2 separate regions of the Homo sapiens genome follow, and region 2 is linked to region 1. Evidence: chromatin loops called from intact Hi-C (ENCODE). Cell type or tissue: dorsolateral prefrontal cortex. All regions are shown on one strand. Each heading gives the region's core, and the rest is flanking DNA. Links, peaks and the distances in the headings are about the cores only. Region 1 has its middle 6.1 kb from the start of ELFN1. Region 2 overlaps MAD1L1 (mitotic arrest deficient 1 like 1).

Evidence for each region. Hi-C counts contacts between places; a loop is a spot of excess contacts. Peaks named below come from ENCODE experiments on the same cell type or tissue, not always from the same donor. Only the 100,000 strongest peaks of a DNase experiment are listed, where the experiment ranks them.
Region 2: it touches region 1 in a loop (2.5-fold over the local background); 3 of 110 quality-filtered maps call a loop at or near these places.

Annotation. Positions count from the first base shown.
Region 1 is chr7:1,658,416-1,669,903 of GRCh38, forward strand. It overlaps a transcript of ELFN1 not described here. Among named protein-coding and RNA genes, the nearest start is that of ELFN1, 6.1 kb to the right of the region's middle. RefSeq lists enhancers at 10,586-11,293, 11,294-11,488. In dorsolateral prefrontal cortex, for the core only: CTCF peaks have their summits at 6,425 and 6,624; a DNase peak (open chromatin) is centred at 6,426; H3K4me3 peaks cover 1,662 bases; H3K27ac peaks cover 671 bases; H3K27me3 peaks cover 1,829 bases.
Region 2 is chr7:2,137,337-2,148,824 of GRCh38, forward strand. All of the region lies in intron 11 of MAD1L1 (mitotic arrest deficient 1 like 1), which reads right to left. Among named protein-coding and RNA genes, the nearest start is that of SNORA114, 54 kb to the left of the region's middle. RefSeq lists enhancers at 1,185-1,324, 2,626-3,231 and a silencer at 10,037-10,223. In dorsolateral prefrontal cortex, for the core only: a CTCF peak has its summit at 4,435; a DNase peak (open chromatin) is centred at 4,425; H3K27ac peaks cover 719 bases.

The DNA of each region.
Region 1 (11,488 bases), core at 4,905-7,404:
AAATTAGCTGGGCATGGTGGCGAATGCCTGTAGTCCCAGCTACTCAGGAGGCTGAGGCAGAAGAATCGCTTGAACCTGGGAGGTGGCGGTTGCAGTGAGCCGAGATCGCACCACTGCACTCCAGCCAGGGGAACAAGAGCACAACTCCATTAAAAAAAAAAAAATGCATCTGAGACCTCAACAGAAGAGCTAAAACCATGAAACTCTTAGAAGAAAATACAGAACTAAATCTTCGTCATAGGCAAAATTTTGTCAGATGTGACATCAAAAGCCCAAACAACAAATGAAAAAATTGGACTTCATCAAAATCTAAAACTCGTGTGCCACAAATAACAGCAACGGGAAAGTGAAAAAACAACCCACAGAAAGGGAGAAAAATATTTGCAAATTATACATCTAATTAGGGACTGTGTCTAAAATATATTTTACAACTCTTACAACTCAATAATAAAATGATAACCCAATTTAAATATGAACAAAAGATTCAAATGGACATTTCTCCAAAAGATATGTAGAAGTTCAATCGCACAGAAAAGATGCTCGGCATCATTAGTCACCAGGGAAATGCAGATCAAAGCCACTAGGAGATACAACTTCACACCATCTAGGATGGCCATAATAAAAAAGACAGATAATAGTAAGTGTTGAGGCCGGGTGTGGTGGCTCATGCCTGAAATCCCAGCACTTTTGGGAGGCTGAGACAGGTGGATCGCTTCAGCCCAGGAGTCCGAGACCAGCCTGGGCAATATGTTGAAACCCCATCTCTACTGAAAATACAAAAATTTTCCAGGCGTGGTGGTTCATGGCTGTAGTCCCAGCTACTCTGGAGGCCAAGGTGGGAGGATTGCTTGAGCCTAGGAGGTGGAGGTTGCAGTGAGCCAAGATCGTGCCACTGCACTTCAGCCTGACAGTGACAGAGTGTCACCCTTCAGGTGACAGAGTGAGGCCCTGTCTCAAATGATAATAATAATAGTAAAAGTGTTGGCCGGTCATGGTGGCTCACGCCTATAATCCCAGCACTTTGGGAGGCCGAGGTGGGTGGATCACCTGAGGTCAGGAGTTCAAGACCAGCCTTACCAACATGGAGAAACCGCATCTCCTAAAAATACAAAATTAGCTGAGTGTGGTGGCTCATGCCTATAATCCCAGCTACTGTGGAGGCTGAGGCAGGAGAATCCCTTGAACCCAGGAGGTGGAGGTTGTGGTGAGCCGAGATCGTGTCATTGCATTCCAGCCTGGGCAACAAGAGTGAAACTCCATCTCAGAAAAAAAAATAATAATAATAATAAAAGTGTTGACGAGGATGCAGAGAAATAGGAACTCTCCTACGTTGCTGCTGGGAACATAACATGTGGCATCAAAATTTTGGCAGAGTTTGTGAACTCTTCAAAATGTGAAAGATAGGCTTACCATATGACCCAACACGTCCGTTCCTAGGTGTTTACCCAAAAGAAATGGAAACACATGTGCGCGTGAGAACTAGTACATGAATGTATCTAGCTGTGTGACTCACATTTCCAACGCGAAAACAGCCCAAATGACCATCAGCTGATGAATGGGTAATAAAATGTGCTCCAGGCACTCAGTGGAGTGCTATTTGGCAATAAAAAGGAATAAAATACTGAAATGCTACAACATGGATGAATCTCAAAAACAATGCTCAGTGAAACTAGCCAGTCACAGAAGACCACATATTGTCTGATTCCATTTATAAGAAATAGCTACAATAGGCCGGGCACGGTGGCTCACACCTGTAATCCCAGCACTTTGGGAGGCTGAGGCGGGCAGATCACGAGGTCAGGAGATCGAGACCATCCTGGCTAATACAGTGAAACCCTGTCTCTACTAAAAATACAAAAAATTAGCAAGGCGTGGCGGCGGGCACCTGTAGTCACAGCTACTTGGGAGGCTGAGGCAGGAGAATGGTGGGAACTCGGGAGGCGGAGCTTGCAGTGAGCCAAGATCGTGCCACTGCACTCCAGCCTGGGTGACAGAGCAAGACTCTGTCTTAAAAAAAAAGAAAAGCCTTGGGTTCCCATCCCAACCTGCTCCTGCAGGATTTCCTTAGGCAAGTTGCCCCCTAAAATTCAGTTTTGTCACCTGTAAAAGGGGGAAGGAAGGATTCACCTCCCTGGGTTACAGTGGGAACCAGATGAGATGATAGAAAACAATTTTCCATTTTCATTTTCACATTGAAATTTATTATAAAGGAACATGTCTGCACATTGCACAGAATTCAAATGGCATTACAGGGGCATATGGGGAAAAGTCTCATTTTCTGGGGTGATGGGAATGTTCAGTATTTTGATGGAGGTAGTGATGGCAACCAGTGTCCACATTTGTCCAATTTCAGAACTGTAGTTCTGAACAGTATAAAACTGAAGAAGTATGAATTTCACTGTCTGTAAATAAATAATACGTTAAAAATATTTTTTTATATTGAGTCCCCGGCCGGGTGCAGTGGCTCACTCCTGTAGTCCCAGCACTTTGGGAGGCTGAGGCGGGTGGATCACCTGAGATCAGGAGTTCGAGACCAGCCTGGCCAACATGGTGAAACCCCGTCTCTACTAAAAATACAAAAATTAGCCAGGTGTGGTGGCACGTGCCTATAATCCTAGCTACTCGGGAGGCCGAGGCAGGAGAATCACTTGAATCCAGGAGGTGGAGGTTGCAGTGAGCCGAGATCGCACCACTGCACTCCAGCCTGGGGGACAAGAGTGAGACTTTGTCTCAGAAAAAAAAAAAAAAAAAAGTCCCCTTCTACCCTCTCCCCAAGACTTGCAGCCCCCAGGTTCCTACAGGAGGCACCCACTATTTCTAGTTTCTTGGGTCTCCTTCCAGTAATCAGTGTGTGCAGGCAACTAAAATGTCATTTCATTAACTCCTTTTTGACACAGTGTAAAAAAAAAAAAAAAAAAAAGGTGCCATATACACTGTCCGGCCCCTTTTGCTTTTTCACACTAAAGAACATCTGCAGATGGACTCCAATCAGTCCACCTTTATCCGGCTGGATGTGCCATGATGATTTAAGCACTGCACTGTCAGCGGGCACTTAGGATCCTTCCAATCTGCTGCTGTTACAAAGAGTGCTTCGGCGAATAACCTTGTACAAAGCAATATATCATTTTTCACATTTGGGAGGAGTATCTGGAGGACAGATTCCTAGAAGCAAATGCTGGGCCAAAGGGTGTGTACATTTGGAATTTTGACATTGTTTCAGAGGTTCCAAGGGTGTCTGCTTCCCCACACTATTGCAACAGGGTGTGTCCTTAGACTGTTTAATCTGTGCCCATCTGATGAGTGAAAAATCACATCAGTACAGTTTCAGCATGCACTTTTGTCACTAGGAGTGAGCATAGGCACTTTCTCATTTGTTTAAACATCCTTTTGATTTCCTTTTCTGTTCATTACCTCTGTCTATTTTTTTTTTTTTTTGGCCTCTTGGCTATTTTTCTTATTGATTTGTAAGAGCTCTTTATATAGGGGGAACTGGCTCTTTGCCTGAGATAGAAATTGGACACATCATTTAATCTATGGCTTCGGGGTTTTATGGGCATTTGTTGTTCTTGCTGTGAAGTTCTGGGGACAGGAAGAGATTGTCACCATTCTTCTCTGGTTACCATTTCCTTAGGATGGGTCCGGGGGTCGGGGGGAATTCTCTCCCCACTCCTTCGCGGTTAATCCCAGCTGCTCTATCCCTCCCCTGCTTCCCCCAAACACACTCAGGCAACTGGGTCATTCACTTCCAGCCAGGCCATCCTCAGCAGAGAGAGGGCGCAGGAACCACCTGCAGGGGGGCAAAGGTATCAAAGCCACCAGATGAGTCCTCACTTATCCTGGAAGTGGGTGTGGTCATGTGGGGCTGGAGTGGGGCACTGAGGCCTGGAGGTGAGTCAGTCTGTCCTGCTCTCTCAAGCTCACACTCTGTTGGATGAAACTGACACATCAAGTCAGGGCGTCCAGGGACACAGGCTCAGGGCAGTGGCAGGGTGGAGGGGAGGGGGTGTGCTTCCAACCACCTAAGGAAAGCCCTGAGGCCCCACAGCCCCAGGCCCCTACGGCTCTTACTGACCAGCCTCTTCCCCAAAGGGTAGCTGGGTGGGTCATGAGATGGTGGTTGATTTGTTTCCATAAAAATGAGAATCTTACTGGCAGTTTAGCTCTTTTTTTGTTTTTGAGACAGTCTTGCTCTGTTGCCCATGCTGGAGTGCAGTGGTGCGATCATAGCTCACTGCAACCTCCACTTCCTGGGCTCAAGTGATCCTCCTACCTCAGCCTCCTGAATAGCTGGGACCATAGGCACACACCACCACACCCAGCTAATTTTTTATTTTTTGTAGACAGGGTCTCACTATGTTGCCCAGGCAGGTCTTAAACTGGGCCGTTTTCTTCTGAACGAGGACGTTTTGTACATCAGAAGGACCTGCTAAGCCCTGGATCTAGCAACGGTGCCCAGGTGGGTGGGGGTGCACCCACCATCCCTAGCTCTGTCCTAGGTCCTGGCCCAGCTGACTCATCTCTGGAAAGACAGGCTGTCTGATGGACCGGGCCATCGCTGCTGCGTCTGGGCTGCTGCCGGGCAGTGGCAGCACCTCAGAAAGGAGGCCTGAGCGAGCACGTGTGTGTGGAGCGACTGTGCGTGAACGCATGTGCATATGCAGATGGGAACATGCTTAGTACAGCTGCCTTCAAGTTTGACCATCTGGATTCAAACCCTGGCTTGGCCATTTCCAGTTTATGGTGACCCTGGCCAAGGTACTTGATCTCTGGACCCCTCGATGTTACCCTCTGGGAACTGGAGATCTTCACAGCTGGTTCACTTCTAGGGTTGCTGTGAGGACTAAATGACTTCATGCCAGCCACCAGCCATTAGGAACCTCCATCACAGGAAGGATCGTCATAGTGCCACACCAGTGTGCGTGCCTGCGTGTGAGGGTTACACTGGGTGGGGCGGGGTGTGTGCGATTCGGGGGTGTGTGAAGCAGGATGCCTTTGCAACTCTCTGCACAACCACAGTGTGAGCTATGGGGTGGGGGGGGTTCCAGCCTTCCTGTCCCAGTGAGGCTGCGGCATCTTCCTGTGGGACACCGGCTTGCGGCGGGGAGCTGGGGTGGGTATCCACACGCATCTTCCCTGGATGTGCTGTAAGGTGTCTACACCACACAGGCTGCCTCTGGGTACCTCTGTCTGCTGGGGGAGGGGGATCAGGAGGAGATGAATGTCAGAGAGAAAGAGACCAAGACGGAGAAAGAAAAGGAGAGAGGAGAGGCGGAAAGGGAGAGGGGAGAAGAGGAGGAAGAGGAAGAGGGAAAGAGACAGAAAAGGAGGGTGGAGGGAGAGAGAGAGAGGAAGAGGGAGAGAGAGAACAAACATATTCTCTGACAGAGGCAAACAGAGGCGGGGAGAGAGAGCTCCAGAAGAGGCCAGAGACAGCCAGCCTTCCTCCCACCTCCTCTCTTCGGGTCTGTCCTGGGGTGGCCCATTCCCAGCCTGAGGGGGGACAGCAGCCCGAGGCCAGCCAGGCCCCGCGGGGGCCCTGCCTTCTCACGGGACAGGAGGGCATATTTCAGCATTGGAAGGCGCTGCAGAGGGAGTCAGTCAGGGCTGAAATTCCTCAGCGCCCTGGAAGGTCCGCGGGACAGCTCCCTTCTCCCAGCTTCCTCCAAGGAGCCAGGTCCGGGACTCTCCAGGCCCCTCGAGTAGGGGAGGGGGGAAGTGAGAGAAAGGGGCTGTGTGCGCACCTAGGCCACTGCGCGCTTCAGAGCAGCCGGGACCCTCCCTGAGGGACCAGGAAGAGACCCCCCCCAGGCCGGGCTCGGCCCGCTCTGTCTCCCTGTTCCCTGGAGGTCTGGGCGCCCCCGCGCAGGGACTAAGGGCTGGACAGCCGCAGGCAGGGGCTCCGTCCTTGGCCTCCACCCTTCGTGTCCAGCAATCCCGGGAGCAGGCGGCGGCACTTCCTCCATGCCCCGGCCTCAATCACGGTCTCAGTCCCCCCAACCCCGTCCTGCAGGAACAAGTGTGGTAGAGGCTCGGGGTCGGAGGGCGGGCGGCCGTCCCGCGGGCTGGACGGAGTTTCTGGGCTGCGGAGAGGCCGTTGGACCCACGTCCGGACAGGAGCCCCGCGCGCCCATCCCCGGCCCGGCCATCCTCGGGGCGCGCTGTCTGCGGCCTCCCGCGCCACCCCCACCCCTGTCCCGGGACCTCCTCCGGGAAAGACACCCGGGGAGCAGCCCCCTCCCCTCCAGTAGTCCCCTCCCCTCCCCTCTCCCTGCCCTCTTGACGGTGTGGGGCTCCCCGGCCGGAGGGGCGCGGCGCTGGCAGCGGGGTCCAGAGTGTCGCGCCCAGCGCGCGCTGGGGGTCCCGGGCTCCGCAGCTCCGCACGCGGCCGGTTTGTGAAGCGGCGCGCGGGGGCTTAGCCGGGCGAGGGCGCTCTTGAGCCTGGTTTGGAATTTTTAGCCCACACGAAAGCCGCAGGCTGGGGAAGGGGCGGGTGGGAGCGGGAGACGCCCTGGGAAGCCGTGAGACCGCTCGGCGAGGGCTCGGGACCACCAGGGAGCGACGGGGGACCCCTCGGCTCAGAGCCCGAGGGCGCGATTTCGGATCCGCTGGGATTCCGGAGGCACATGAAGGGAGAGGGAAATCCGCTAAACCGAACCTTCCGGGAATCGGAAGGCGCCGGGCCGCTCCCACGCCTCCCCCTCCTCCCGGCCGAAAGGCGGGGGGCGACGCGCAACGGGGAGGGAAGGGAGGGAGGGGTCGGCGACCTTAGGGGAGGGCGAGTCTCTGGGGACGCGGGGCCGCCAGGGGCCCGACGACCCTCTCGCTCCACCTCCCCGCCCCCAAGTGCCCCGCTCTCCCCCCGCCCCGCAAACGCGCGTCCTGCGGGCTGTGCTTTGGCCCTCGCGGACGCGCGCGCTCACAGAGGGTCTGACTTGGGGTCAACTTCCACGAGGTTGCCGGGCGCCTGTGAGCACAGCCGTGTCCCCACCCAGGGGCCCACCTCCCAGCGCCACCAGGGTCCCGACCCCCAGACCTTCGGACGCTTCTCTTCCAAACCGAAGCCTGGGAGCCTCTGGGTGGCCTGGGGCGGGGGCAGGGGGCGAGCGGGGCGGGCCAGGAGGAGGGGGCGAGGCCGCCACTCGGCTTCCCACGCCGCCCCCGCGGCTGGCTCCAACTTCCCCTCCGGAGCCCCCCTCCGGCCACCCCCCAGCCCACCGACGTGCGGGCAGCGACCCCGCCCCCCGCCCCTCCGGTCGCCCCCGCCGCGGCCCCCGCCCCCTCCCCATCCCTCCCCGCGCGCTCTCCCACATGAAACCTTCCATCACGCTCAGAAAGAATGTGCTACAACCTCGGCGCTGCCGCGGCCGCCACCACTGCGCCCGCGCCCGAGCCCGAGTCGGAGCCGGAGCCGCCGCTCCCCCGCCTGCCCGGCCAGCCCCGGGCTCCGAGCGCGCGGTCCCCGCCGCCGCCGCCCCGCGCTCGCCCCGCGCTTGACGCAGTGAGCGCCGCAGCCTGGCTCCCGCCGGCTCCGCTGGGCTCCGGGTCGCAGGCCGAGTCCAGCCGGGCGGGCTCCGGGAGGGGCCGGCAGGGCGGGAGGGGGAGGAGGGCTGTCTGGAGCCAGCGAGCCCGGAGGAGGAAGAGGAGGAGGAAGGAGGGGAAGCCGCCGCCGCCGCCGCCGCGCTCGGGGAACCGGGGTGCGCGCGCTCTGCTCGCCCGCGACAGTGCCTCCAGCCCGGGGCCCGCACCCCGGCCCAGGTAAGAAGGGGCCTGAGGGGCAGGGGGCTGTCCGGGGCCGGGGGACCCCTCTGTCGCCGCTGCGGGATCGGAGGGTCCCCGCCCCTAGGGGAGGCAGGGAAGAGGATGCTCTCTGGGGGGGGCGGCGGGGGGCAGCGCAGGGTCCCCAGCGGCTCTCGCAGCCCGGGCCACCCCATCCCTGGTGCCCTGACCTCGGCGTCCGCGCCAGGGCCGAGTCTCCCCGCCCGCGGGGCTCTGGATGCGGCGCTCGGGGCCCGCGGCTCCCGGGCGTCCCCATCCACCCACCCAGGTTCGGAGGCGGGCGCACCCGAAGTTAGCGGCCGCCGAGCCTGGGCCGGACAAACTTCCCTCCCCGACGCCGCGGCTGGAAGGGCCAGGACTCCGGACCCCTAGGGCTAGGGAGGCGCCGCGGGGACCCCGAAACTTTCCGGAGCGCGCTGAGAGCAAAAAGCCGGCTGGGCAGAAAGAGGGGGAGGGGGCTGGGCGCGCCTTCGAGTGCGCTGGGGTAGCCGCGGCGCCCCAAGTTGAACCACAGACGAACCCCTCTTCATCTGAAACCTGGTCTCGGAGTCGGAGGTGGGGAGGGAGTGGGCTGTGGGTGCCTCGACTTCGCAAAGCCGGCGTGGGGGGGCGCAGCGCCCCGCCCCGCGCCGCTTGAACCTCCGGAGGGGGTGTTACGGGACCCCCGCCCCCACCCCAGCCGGTGGCTGGGCTCTGCCGACCGCTGCGGAGCTCCCGGGAAGGACCCGCTCGCGGCTATTAATAGGCGTCGGTGACCCTAGCCTCTCCCGGTCCGGGAAGCTGGCGCGGCGGGGCTGGGCTGGGCTGGGCTGCCGAGTGGGGCGGGACCCCGGGGCCCAGAGCGGACCCCCAGCTCTCCTGGTCCCTCTTCCGCCGCTCTTCCCTCCCTGCCGCCTGCTTTCCTCCCATTTTCCCTCTTCGATCTCGGGGTGTCGGCCCCCCCCCGAACTTTTTCTCTTCCCAAACTGCACGGTGGCCACCCGGTCACGGCCCTGGGCCGTACCCGCGCAATCTCAGCACCATTCCCGACCGAGTCCTCCGCCGCGGGCTGAGCGCGAGTCCCCGGGGCCAGGCTGCCCAGGGAGGAGCAGGGACTTCCTACAATCCGCGCCCTTCCTCCCAACCCACGGCGAGCGCAACACATTCGCCCGCCCCTGCGGCCCCATCTGAGGGCGGGGAGAGGTCGCTGGGGGCAGCTTCGGGGGTTGTGGAGGGCAGGGGGGACCCGCGAAGCTCCTGGAGCGTTTAGGGATGCAGCTCGGGCGGCGTGTGCAGGGAGGAAGCAGCGTCCCGGCGTCCCCCCTTCAGCGTCGCCTTCGCGCGCCTCGAGGGCCCAGGAGGGTTCGGTCTCCCCCACCCCACCTGGACACTCAGGTCTGAGCCTGAGTGGATTTGAGGATCTGGGGGACGGGGAATACGGAGTCCTTCTTCCTGCCTCGGTGTCTGCAGAGCCCAGCCCTCAGGCAGCGTGGGGATCTTTGTCCCCAGGGCCAGCGCCGGCCCCGCCCCCCGCCCCGTTAACTCCGGGACTCCGCCGCCCTCCAGGTTCCAACCTCCCAGCTTCACCGCCGCGTCCTCTCCCCGGTTCTGGGTCTGGGGGAGGGGCAGGGGGCGTGGAGCGCGGCGTTGGGCCCCGGACAGATGTCCTCGCGGCGGCGGCGCCGGCGTCCGGGTAACAGCAGGCCGCCAATCGGCGCGGCCACGGGGGAGGGGCGACCCGGCCGGGACTCCGGGGACTCGGTCGCAGCCGGACGGCGCAGCCTCCGCTCGGGGTGGGGGGGGGGGGCGGCCGCGAGGACTCGACCCCTGCCGTGCAGCCCGGCCTCCAGTCCTCTGCCGTCCCCTCCCCCAGCTCCAGGTTTCGCTCTCTGCTGGGGTCCTGGCTCCTCAGGTTGCGGGATCTCGCCTCCCACGGCCCCGCGCGCGTACCCCTACCCGCCCCTCAAGTTGACCTCTGAGGTTCTCCGTGGATCTCAGACCCCGAGTGACCGCAGAACTGACCTCTGGGGTCAGGCAGTACCGGTCAAGGGCGCTCTGAAGAGGCCCTCGGCCTCAGTTTGCACCCCGAGGAAATGGACTCATCATGCCTGCTCCTGGGAAGTAGCAGGACGTCCTGGCGCGGCTCCTCCGGGCAGGCGCCCAGCACAGCGCAGGGCACACGGGGGACACCTGCGAAGGCAAAGGAGGCTCATTCCAGAGCTTCGGCTGCACTTGGCCAGCACAGGCCTGGGGGAACCTGCTGGAAATGGGGATCCAGTACCTCTCTTGGGGTTTATGTTTGGCAGGCGGAGTGGATAGGCTGGGGCCCGGAGCCCGGTGGTCATCTTCTGCACAAGGCTGGCCAGGCCAGAAGCTGGAGGGTAGCTTACTGGGACCTTCCAAGCGTGACCAAGGAAGCTCTGGGGGCCGACCAGCTTCTCCCTAGTGGAGCTGCAGCTGGGGAGACCTCACAGACAGGCAGGGAGGAGAGGGTGCCCCGCTCACCGCCGGCCTCGTTCCACAGGCCCAGGCCTGGCACATCCCAGGCTTGCAGTATCTATCTGGTGGGTAAACAAGGACCTGCTCTTGGCCTGCGGCCTGGCTCTGACCGTGGTCCAGGTCGGGGCAGAGGGAGAAAGGCCACAGCTTAGGTGTTCCAAACCACCGGTGCCCTTCCTGCCGGCCCCTGGGGCTGTGCTGGGTTTCCAGGGCCCCTGCCCCCCAGTATTTGCATGAAATCGTGGGGGCGCACTGGCTTTCGTCCTAGCACTCCCCTTCAAGGCTCTGCACCCCTATCACGGGAGCCCCACCCAGCCAGCCGAAGGAGGCCACAAGCTCTAAATTACTAAATTCGGGCCAGTGCTGGGGGCCTGGGAGCCAAGGCAGCTCAGAGCCCACTCTCCGATTCTGGCTCCTGGAGAACCCTAGGACCCGGGCGTGTCAGGCCCTGCAGCCGGGCTAGGCCGGTCCATACAGGACTGAACGGCGTCGTGGGCGTTCATTCACATTCCCTCTCCGGTCCCCACACACTATAGGATTTATCTTGATTTGCTGCCTTTGAATTGAGTCAACTCTTTTGTATGCTCGTTGAATTGCCCAGCTGCTGGCGGCGAGCGGAGAGCGTGCCGGGGGTACTGAGGCCGGGAACCAGAGGCGGGCGGGGGACAGGAAGCGGGGAGGGGGCGCCGGCGGGGACGCGCGGGCTGCGCGGGGACTGGAGAGGGTCCCCAGGCGCCGGCCGTTCTGCGAACGCGGGCTTGTCCAGGCACCGCCGGGGCCTGCCCGGCCCGAGCGTGGAGTCCCGAGGCTCCTGCCGGGGGTCCAGGCTGCCCCTGGGGCTCTGCCTTCGACGCGCTGTGTAGGGCCAGATTCTGGGCCTCTCTTGACTCAGTTTCCCTTCCTGTAACATGCGGACGGGGGCTTCCGCACAGGCAGGTTGTCAGGGTGAAACTGAGCCGAAGAGTGCTCCAGAACCCCCTGAAGTCCTCACAGAGGTTGGGGTGAATGAAGGAAGGAAGCGGGGCCAGGGCTGGGCAGAGGAGGCCCGGCCTGCGCCCTGCGTTCTCCGCCCCTAGGTCCCTGCCCTCCCGGATAAGGGGCGGACCGACGGGAGGACCTGAGAACGCCTTGGCTTTGCTTGAGGTGGTGGGAGTCGCGGGTAGCTTGTTCAGCCAACAGCTGTCGCCCCCACTCCCCCCACCCACCCACCCACCCCCTCCACCTTTTAGATGTG
Region 2 (11,488 bases), core at 3,412-5,911, 480 kb after region 1:
AAAGGACAGAACTGACCCAAGCACCCTCTTCTCAAACGTATATGGCACTCCAGATGCCGTTTTCTGATTTGGGGAGCTGAGGTCAGACACCTTCCGCTCTCTAACAGAAACGTCACAGAGCGGCAGGCATGTTACCGGTCTGCTTGGCCCATGCAAGTGAGGGGCCCACACTGCCTCCTCCTTCCCTTCTGCACCTTGCACACACCACCTCTGGCCCAGGTGAGTGAGGGGCCCAGGCTGTCTCCTCCTTCCCTTCTGTGACTTGCACGTGCCACCTCTAGCCCCAGGTGCAGACAGGCTTGTGCCATGGCACTGCCTGAAAACCTCAGCCAGGAAACAGAGCGCTTTCCCCATGGTCCCGGGTCACCTCAAAGATGCCACCTCAGGCTCCCACACAGGCCAGATCCACAACCGGAACAGAAACTTCTCCAGGAAAGGTCTCCTGACCAGCAGTTTCTGAACTGTGCTCCTCTGGCCCTGGAGGCTCCAAAGAGGGGAAGCCAAGCAGGAGGTGGACGTATGGGGCAACTACACGAGGACACGATACCGGCCATGATGGCAGCTGCTGCTCACAGAGCGTTTCTGTGCCGACGGTGCCATGTCGGATAACTATGCGAGGGCCACACGACACCAGCCACACGACACAGGCCATGATGGCAGCTGAAGTTCACAGGGCGTTTCTGTACTGACAGCGCGGGCCAGCCCATGATCAGAGCACAGAGCTGTGAGTCCCAGGCCCTTCACCAGGGCTGCACCCACGCTGCGCTCTCACCACCACTGGGCAGCCCCTGACACTGCGGACCTGAGACTGCTGTTACAAAGGGTTTCATGGGGGTGGGAGGAAATGCCAGCTTTTTTTTAACTTGCTAAAGAGGGTGAGAGAATGCAGGGGTGCATACAGGGTCCAAAGGGAAGGAGAAAGGAAGGGGATGCATCTGCTGCCCCAGGGGACGTGCTCCCTGGCCACCGTCCTGGCTGCGGCAGCGCTCAGCAGGCTGGCGGTGGGGCGGTCAGCTCTGCAGGTGCACTTAGTCCAGAGCCACTCAGCCTAATGAAATGAGGCATCCTGAGAACCACGACGAGGTGGGCGCCAGACCAAGTGGCCTAGAGAGATGAGCACTTCAGCATGCAGAGGTTGAAAACAGATCCTACTGACAAAACGGAAGGAACCACATCAAGAGGTGGGGATTGGGGGCATGAATGCCAGACGCACACTTCCGGCTTGTTAGGAGAAGTCAGCCGGAGGGGAAGCAGCAGATGGGGCCTCCCCCGCTCTCAAGGCCACACCGCCATCGCCTGCAGCACCTCACTCTGAGAACCCCAGGCCCAGGGGCCAAGCAAGCACTGAGAGGAAGGCCAGCACTCCGCTGCCTTCCCCCAGGCAGGCTGCACATACCCTTCAAAGAAACCCATTGAGGGTGGAACTGACCCTAATACAAATGAGGAAAGAAAGGCTCGGGGGTCAAGTGAGCAGGACCCAGTGACAGAGACCACAGACCCCACTCCTGCAAACAATGCCGCCATTCCCTGAGCACCTGCTTGATGTTGGGAACTTCTGAAATCTTCAATTCTCCACTCATCTTGCAAAGCAAGAGTCCTGGACCTGATTTTCCAGATGAAAAGCAGGACAGGCAAGGAGAACACCTCTCAGCTGGAGTCAACATGCATCGGAGAGGCCCAAGGTCCCAGCAGGACAAGCGGTCTTCCTCCTCAGCAGACGCCCCGGTACCGAGGCCAGAGGCGAGGAGGAAGAGCAGGCGAGGCTGCCTCAGCCTCACCCTCCTGTGTGGCCAGCCCACCCAGACAGGGCGAGGACTGTGAGGAGGGCCCAACCCCCAGGAAGCACCCCACACCATGTCCACAGCCTAAGCCCTGGCTGCCACGGGGATCACACGGCCCGACCCCCTGAGCCAGCAATGTACTCTCAGCCAACCCATGGGAGCACCCTCCCCGCACCCCCACCCCACCCTAGCTCACGGGACCACCCTCCCTCTGAGCTCACAGGCTGCAGTCCAGGGCTTGCCAAGGCGGGAGCGCTGCGGGCCCCAGGACGCACACTGAGATGCCCCCCACCCTCAGCAGTGAAGGTGACTCCCCCAGCCATGCCCCCAGGGCCACAGCCCTGAGCTCTGTGTCCTGCCTCTGGTCTCAGGAGGAACCAGACACTACCAATGACCCAGCACCCTGAGAGTATGGAAAATACAACACTCATGCTGGGAGAAGCTGCCAGGGGCTGGGGCCAAAGGCAGACTGCTGAGAACTCCACAGCCACAGAGGACACCCGCCGCTCTCCTTCAAGGCTGAGAACTCCACAGCCACAGAGGACACCCGCCACTCTCCTTCAAGGCTGATGGGGGAGGAAGCCGGGCTTCGGCAGACCCCCGTCCAGATGGCTCCAGCAGGGGCCAGTGTGAGGGGCTCTGCGTGGAGAGGCCAGCTGCAGCTCGGACCACACTTCCCCCGACCCTCAAGGCTAAGGTTTTGTGGGTGGTTTAGGCCTGAGATGATAAAAAACAATTTTATGCCTAAAAATATTAAAAAGTAACAATACAGATCAGAAAAATCCATGCTCTAGGCTTCACTCCACCAAGTAGAGTCTCTTTCCCCCCACAGGCCTCAGTTTCCCTGTTTTTATGGTCTACTATCTGGACCCCGCCCCCCCCCAGTCCCTGCCCTGCTCCACTGCAGCACAGCACGCCACAGGCCAGGTGGCCAGGCTTCCAAAGCCCTCAACTACTTCCCTGCAGGACGTGCATCCTTCTGTGACCTGTGCTTGGCTCAAGATCACCTACACAGCGTCCAAGCCCAGGTGGCCCCTGCAGACGCCTCTCCCAAGGCCTCCCACTCTTGTCAATCCTTGGTGGCTTCCTCTGGGCCTTCCCCAGGCCAGTGTCCCAGAGGCAAAGGCTCAGCCACATTCACCACTGCCCAAACGTAAAACAGTGACTCCAGCACCCCTCCAGCAGCCCCCGTCCGCCCTGCACATGTTCTTACACAGGACCCTCAAAGGACCCTGAAGGGTGAAGGGTGCCGGTGCCACCCTCCACGCCTCAGAATCGGAGAGTGCACCAGGGCCGAATGGCCCTCCGAGGCCCTAGCTGCAGCCGCAGCCGCAAAGCCGGGAGCAAGAGGCCAACCAGGGCAGGGACGCCGAGTGACCAGGGAGAAGGGAGAAAAGAAGCCAGGCATCCCTGGCTTAGCCACTTCCAAGATGAAGAGCCTCGTCTGCCTTAGACACTTCCTCCAAAACAAGAGCCATGGATGTGGGTGGGAGCCGGCCCCGCATCCCAGCACGAGGCCAGGCCCCCGCCAGGAGAAACCCCAAGGAGCAACCAGGCCTCCATGCCCAACCTCGGCTGGAAAGCAATGCTGATGGCAGTTGCCTTCCCCCAGTCCCTGCATGCCAGAAAGGGCGGCTCCATGGCCCTGGGACCCACTGGCTTCTGGAACAATCTCCTATGGCAACTGCCACAGAGCTAAACACTCAGAAAGTGATTGCATTTGGGATGAAATTTTTTTCTAGTGCTTGAATAAAAGGGGGAGTTTCACATTTCATCCACTTCCACATCCCTTAACAATAAAAACTTATTTAAAAAGCCATGAATATGTAAATGCCATTTTAAATATGGAAATGCAAAACATTCAGGGAAACAGTCTGGGTGTGAAATATTAACGGCAGCTCATCTTGCTGAAAGAAGCAACACAAGCTGGCTAAAGCAGCAGGCGGAGGCACCCCGGACAGACCCCAGAGCCCAGCGGCAGCGGACGCTGGACCCGGCCCCGTCATGAAGGAGCGTGTGCTCGCCTTGCGGGCTCTGCCTGGGGAGGGAACAGGTTCAGACACCCACCTAGAGCAGGGCCAGCCTTGCCAAAGCCTGCCTGCATCCTACAGGGCCACGCAGTGCCCCACTGCGGAGGCCCCTCCAAGCAGGCAGACACCGCGTGCTGCGGGGCACAGCCATGACACCCGACCATGCCTGCTGATGACCCAGGCTTTCCCCTGGAGCCAGGATGGGCTGGACCCCCTCTCAGGAGAGATGGGGCTCGATCTCAGGCCCAGCAGCCAGCTGCAGCCTGAAACATGATGGTGCCTCAGACAGGCCCCCAGACCATACTGGGGGGCCACAGAGAACCCGGCATTGGCAGGATGGGCACCGGGTCTATGTCCCCCAACCCGGGACTTCACTAGCCCTGATCAGGAAAGGACTGGAGGAACAAGAAGGCACCGCATGAGGGAGGGAGGCCCCAAGACAGACGCCCGCTCACCCAGACATCTCCATGCCATGCCCCCCTTCTCTCTCTCCCTCTAATTGGCCACAAAATGTACAGGCCTGGTACCCACCCACCCCCGCTGAGGAGGCCCCACGAGGAGGTTCTAAGCTGAGCACAGAGGAGCGGGCGGCTGCACATGCCACAGGCACCATCTCACGTCCAAGTCTGGGCACTGCAGGCAGGTGCCGCACAGACAGCCTGGGGAAGGCCCAGCTCCTCCACATGGCCTGGCTCCCGGGACAGGTGCCGCCAAGTCCTCTTTTCCTACTAAAGTCCCAGTGGAGAAGAGAGGGGGACTGAGAACCAAAAGGACAGGCAGAGGCCACCAGCCAGGCCAGGGTCGCCGGGGCAGCCATCACCGGCCAGCAGGTGGACCGCACAGCCGTGAGCACAGAATGGGCCTGCTCCCCTGTCACCTTGAGCAGCGCACTCTGGGGCACCTGACTCACTGAGGGGTCCATGTTCAAGTGCATGGTGCCAGACCCCAGGCACAGGGATGTCCCTCACATTTCCCCAAAAACCCGCTCACTGGGGCTATCCTACAGACAGACAACTGACTCACGAGAGAGACGGCTTTTCAAAGGGCCCACACTAGCCAAACTAACCCGAGCAGCCTTCGCCAAAGAACAAGGCAGGCACGTGCCAGCATCCGCACTGGAACCACCACAGGAAAGCAGATGCCATCAAGGGCCCCGTTCTAGAGACAGACAAGGAGCCTCAAAAGGCTGTCCCCTGGTGCAGGGCTGGGTTGGGGGCTGAGGCCTCTATGGCGCAGGTGCACTGTGCGTCCCAGGCATGGTCCGGGGCTGCGGGAGAAACTCTTGGGACCAGCCCCACATGGGACGCACAAGGGGCAGAGGGGGACAGGAGCAGGATACAGACAGATCACGCGGGTTCTCTGCTGCCGGACGGAGCGCCCCTAGCTGCCACTGAGCCCACGGTGAAGGGCACGGTGCCACCCAGAGCTCCTGGCGCGTGCCCTGCCACAGCCCTGGACCAGACAGGCATGGCAGGCTGCCACCGTGGAATACATGGAGACAGCCCATTAGACTCAGGCTGATTCCACACCTTCTGCCAAAGACCATTTACATCGAGTGGCGCCAAAGCCGAACGGACGCAACAAGGCCTCTGGCCATGTCAAACCCCAGGGGCCCCCTTATGCCGAGAGCAGGTGGTCAGGTTGAGCATGAGACTTGCTGGGAACACATGGCTGAGGCCATGGTCAGTTCAAGGGCAGGCCAGAACTGGCCATCCCGATGTGCTCTCTCACCCACACTGATCCACGGCAAATTCCGTCACCTTGACCTCCCAGATGCCCCCACCGCCTAACCCGTCTGATCATCACCACTGGCCACACACAGGAGACATCCTGCCCCACAGAGTCCCCTGGAAAACTTACCCCTGCCATGCCCTGAAGGCTCCCAGAAATTGTACTTTCCCATTACCTCAAAAAGTGACAGCAGGACACGGTGCCAGTGATGACAAGGACTAGCTAAAAACCTGCACCCTGAGCCAGCACCGTCCACAGGCTCCATAGAGGCGACTGCACTGAGCCTCAAAACCCCCAACAGGAGTCACCATCACCAGAAAGACTCGCTCGGAGAGCCACTCCTGGTAGAGCCAAATGCAAACACAGGCCCCAGGAACCTGGGCCAGTGGTGGCTTCTCCAGCGGGAGGCCCCTCAAGTGCAAGAGGGGAACAGCCCAGCCACCATGGATCTCGTATGCCTTGCTGGTCTCTGGATGACTCAAGTGCACCATAATTCAGATGCCAGGTGACAAGGCCTTGTTACGTCCTTGAGAGGACGGCCTAACCACCTGGGACCAACAGCAGGAAAGACTCATAACTAGTAAACTGATCTTCACTCACTCTTGGGAGGTGACAGAAACCTGAGGCAGGAAGAGGCTCAGAAAAGCACCGTCTGTGACAGAAAACATGGTGATATCCACTCATCACACCCAATGACTCTCGAGTCCCTTATGCTTGACAAGGGCCTGACTCCTCCTGACGCTGCCCAGGCCCCTGATGGCAGCAGTAGATGAAACAGGCCAGGCCCAGGCACCTGGAAGCACCACACGGCCAGGTGCTCCAGGACATGCCAGCCTTGTGGCTTCAGGCCAAGGGCTCTTCTGCCTGGAGGCAGCAAGGTGGGATCTTCAAAACAAACTGCGGCGATCACAGCCCAGGCTGGAATGCACTTCTGGGAAAGCCGATGCACAGAGGGGAGGCAGGGGAGGCCAGGGCAGACCCCAACATGAAGAGCTCCATCTGCATCCACGGCCCTCAGGGGCTCCCCTCTGTGGACTTCTCAGCCGGCTCTACCTTAAGTCAGCATCGAGGAGGATGCCTGGGGCTTCAAACAGGCAAAACAGCACCAGGCAGGATCCATGACCCAGGGTCTCTGCTGAGGCAGAGAAGCAAGGCCAAAGCCGAGACGGCAGCCACACAACGTGTCCCACAGGGACCCAGGAGCCACCTGCAAACACATCCCACAGAGCTCTGGAGACCCACAGGCCTGGACGCACGTCCTGCTTTCACCACCTCCCAGCTGTTTAGCCCGGGGCTCAAGTTCCTCCCTGCAAAAGAGGGAATCATAAGAGCTTCCAGCTGGGAGCGTCTGTGAGGCTCAAGTGAGAGGCTGCGCATGAAGCACAGCGCAGCGCATGGTGAGGGCAGATGCGAGACAAACACTGACTGCTCTCAGCGTCCCCATCGTCATTCATCGCCGGGATTACAGATGATACACCTGAACCCTGGAGCCCTCACGGGGTCCTGAGAGGCCCCGCTCCCGCCACCAGCCCTCTCCAAAGCACGGTCTTATTTCCAGCACAGCAGAGAAACCGCCAAGAGCATGGCCCCACGCATCCCTGCCCGAGCTTCCCAGCCCTGTTCTTCACGAGCCCTCAGAGCACGCTGGCCTATTCCCCCCCAGATCTGAAAGATGACAGCATGGCCACGGGCTGGGCCACAGAGGACTGCAGCCTCCTGTCCCGGCTCTTCCCACGGCAGAGCTGGGGACGCCAGGCAGAGGGGTGCTTGGGTCCCTAAGGGCCAAGGAGACTAAGAGGGCCCGGAAAGGGAAGGGAGGCTACAGGGCAGCCCCGGGGTGCCCTGTGTGAAGCGTGAGCAGAGGGCGCACCAGATCCACCCACTGATTCTGAACAGTATGCCCTGTCCTCAGCCCCACAACCAGGAGGTCCATTCTCAGATTCTAAGAGCCGAAACGAGGCTTGAGCGTAAACCAGGCCAGGCTCCCCTACACTGCCATGAAGCTCCTGCTCCAAGGTAAAGAGGCCCAGGATCTCTGACACGCTCTGCTCACACCAGTGACCAATGACGCCCCATCTGTCCACGGCTAAAGGAAGGGAGAAACACACAGGAGGCAAGGTTTGGTGGTTCTGACCCAACCCCCAGGCTGCAATGCACTCAAGCACCCCACCCTCCTGGAGCGCCTTACGGCCAGTGCCCTGTAGGCTGCCCCGCTGCCCACTGAGAGCCCTGCCTGCTCCTGGCTCCACAGCCAGCCCCGGACCCTTCGTCACAGCACCACGTCCCGGGGACTGCCGAGAGCTGCTGCACCAGGCACGTTACCAACGTCATCCCGCTGAATCCTCAAGCAGCCCCACAGACACTCTCTCTGCTGTAAGACAGGAATTCCAGTGCAGCACCTGAGCAAACCCGCATAAAGCTAACAAGCAGGCTCCTCGCAACCCTGGAAAGCAGTAAGTCCTACACTGAGAGTTCCAGAAGCTTCTTGCCTCTACCAACTCCAGCCCCAAGACCAGAATGCAGCACAGGTGCCACCGTGGGGCTTCCAGCCTCCAGTCCTAAGAGCGCAGAAACATTCAGACAGAAACTTCAGTCCAGCTCACAGCAGCGTTTGGAACTGTGCTTCACCAGTAAAAGGGGTCAAAACTATAGCTCAATGCTAGGAAAATTCCTTCTTGCTCCAGGCTGGTTGGTGGCCCAGCAGCTAACTCCGAGATATGGTGTCATTTTCTCTTCCTCAAACAAGGGAGGTGATGGCTTCCGGCTCGGCATCTGCTCACTGCGGGATGATCTGTTTCCTGCACCAGGTTGCACGGCAAGCTGACATCAGACCCTCCCTGGGCGGCCTTCCCTACCTTGGAACTCCTCTGGGTGGGAGAGCTCCAGGATCCTCCCTGAAACAGGCTGGAATGCTACTGCAGTAACTATGGAGAGAAACTGAGGCAAACTTTAAAAAGGCAGCAACGGCAGGAACTCCGCAGAGGAGCCCGACCCACAGGACCTGCTGAGGTACCTGCTGGCTTCTGGCTTCACGGACGTGGACATGTGTCATGTTGGTGAAAGGAACACCAAGTCACCAAGACAGCGACTGTGGGAAGGGCGCTCTGTTCCGCACATCAGATCAGCAGAGAAGGAAAGTTACACAACACCCAGGAAGTGCATCAAGACTGCGTGGTGTAGGCTGCTCACAGCGGCACACTACGCCGGCTGATAGGCAACATTCATCTTCTAAAAGCCAAGCTCCTGAAAACAGGCACACGAATGACCCAGCCGTCACTTCAGAAGCTCGGCCTGAGGCACAAGCATTCCGAGATGCTGCCACGTGAGCTACCCCAGCGGCACCGTCACAGCAGCACCGCCTGGAAGAGGGAGCACCGGGCACTGGGCTACGAGGAACAGGGTACCACCTCGATGAGGGAGCACCGGGCACTGGGCTACGAGGAACAGGGCACCGCCTCGAAGAGGGAGCACCGGGCACTGGGCTACGAGGAACAGGGCAACGCCTCGAAGAGGGAGCACCGGGCACTGGGCTACGAGGAACAGGGCAGTGGAGCCGCACCCTGAGAAGCTCCTCAGATGGCGAGAACAGCGTTCACTACCAGGGAAAGATGGACACGGCCAACATACTTGGTAAAAACTGCAGAGGAGAACATACGTGGTCACAAGCACGTGCCCGCTGGTCCGCACAGACGAGGGAAAATGCCCAGCAGCTGCTCTCATGACCCGTGACCTCAGCTGGACCAGGGCTCTGTTCTTCAGTGACTACAAGCTACTTTCAATGAGAAACAAACAAAAGTGACTTTAAAATGAGGCCCGCCTGGCAAAGCCCTCGGGGATCTGGGCCACCGTGGCCTCCCATCTTCTGCCATGCCGCCTCCTTCACGCTCATCTGAATTTCTGTCCAACTGCCTGTAAGAGACTTGTAGAAATGTGCTCAGCTGTTCAACCGTGCGAGGCTCCCTGACCCCGCCACGGCAGGCCGCGACGAACACGGTGTCCCGCCACGGAAGAGAGCAGCAGCCCAGAGGCCAGAACGCAAGCACCAAGGCCACGACGGGACTCATCCACACCTCATTGGCCACTGCCAGCGCTGCCTGTCCTAGGGTCTGCCTCCTTCCTGGGCCTTGGAAGTGCACAAAAGGGCCAGGCACTCAGCGTCACCAGGCCCCAGAAAGCCTTGGTCGGGAAGTGTCCACCCACCAGCAAGCAGCACTGAGACCCGGGGACGGCTCAGTGCCCAGGCGCAGTTCAGGAGGCTCAGACCTCACAGCAACCCAGTCGTTACTGCCAGTACCTTTCAGCTCACAGAGATGAAGAGAGGACCAGGTGCCTGCCCAAGTCACATGACCAGCAAGGAGCAGACCAGCCGCCCCCCAGGACCTGCAGGCAAGAGGGACCGGGAGCTCCAACCTCACGCCCAGAGGCCTCCTGCGCCTCTCCACTGCCCCATCTCAGGGAAGCGTCTCCAGCGCTCCTGGCGACGGGTGACCAGCGCCATCTGGAGCCTGCACCTTGGCTAAAGAAGCCCACACAGGGCAATAAGCCACACGTGGGACAGAAGCCAGCATACAGACACACACATGAAAGCAAGCTGGAAACGCTTGTGAGAACCCAGGATTTCAGGGCAGCTTCTCCCTTTGGCCTCCCAGACCAGCGCAGTACTGAGGACCTCGTCTCACCCCCAAGACCCCATTTCACAGAACAGGACGGAGCACCAAGCGCGTCCATGGGATGCCCCAAGACTCACCCTTCCCCAGGGCGGGTGCCCCAGCTCTCAGAGGGAGCCCACAGGTCCTGAGAGGCCAGCCACAGCTGGGGTTGTGAGGACCACCTGCCCACTGTAGAGGCTGCTCCCTGAGACAGAGACCCCATTCCCAAACCAATCCCCCCATGGGCTCAATCCACATCTCTGACCACAGCGAAGGCAACATGGGCAGCATGCAGATGCGAATGTTCCCTTCCGTGTGGCCCTGGACACAGAGATGGGCCTGCTGCTGCTGGTCAAGGCAAATAATTTTAGGAAGCACCTCCCTGTTTGGTGGGAGAAAAGTACAGGCAACTTTCCTTTCCTTTAATAGTTCATTCTGTTTCATTTCCAAAGTAAAATGATGAGGATCGCCTGGTAAAGTGTGAACGCTTTAACTTCAAATCACTTTTAATGCCTGTTTCATCTGACAGCGGCTTTGAAAGCAAAAGGCAATCTTTATCATTTGAGGTTTTTCAGTAAATTGATGTGATTATGTCCAACACAACCAGATGCTTCTAAAAGCCAATTTTCAAAGTGACATCAGCCCCCAAAATAAGAAACCTCCTTCTGGCTATTAATAAATTATTAAAACACTCTCTCCACAGGAGGACAAGGCTGAGCTTGATCATCAATGGCAAACAGGTGAGCTTCAGGCCCTCCGCACAGACCCACGGCCTGGTCAGCCGTGCAGGGCGCAGAGCTCCCCTGGGGCCCCGTTGCACGGCCCTTCCCTCTGCCGCAAGCCCACCCCACTGCCCACCAGCCCCACAGGTCCCACCGGATGGGGTTCAGTCCCTCATGGTAGCTCCACCTTCTGGTCAGGGGCAGGCATAAGACCCCTTCTTAGCCAAGGAGGCATAAGGGGCCCTTGCTGGCAGTGGGGGTCCTAGGAAACGCTTTCTTGTACAGAAAAGATCCAAAAAAGAGGCCTCTCATTTCCGCCTCTGGGTGTGATGCCGGAGCCTGGATGGCCCCTCACAGCCACGAGCGAAACCAGAGAAGAGCCGGGCTGTGGGATAAGAAGAAATACATATCTGATCGTCATCCCAGGTTCCCTGAAGCCCTTGGGACTTCCTGAGTGAGGGGCATGTCTCTTGGTATTCATAGTGAGCCCCTTCCAATCACGCCTGCATTCATGCTGACGTGAAGACTCAGGGTGGGCCCGCTAGTGACCGACGGGCTGGTTCCCAAGACCACAT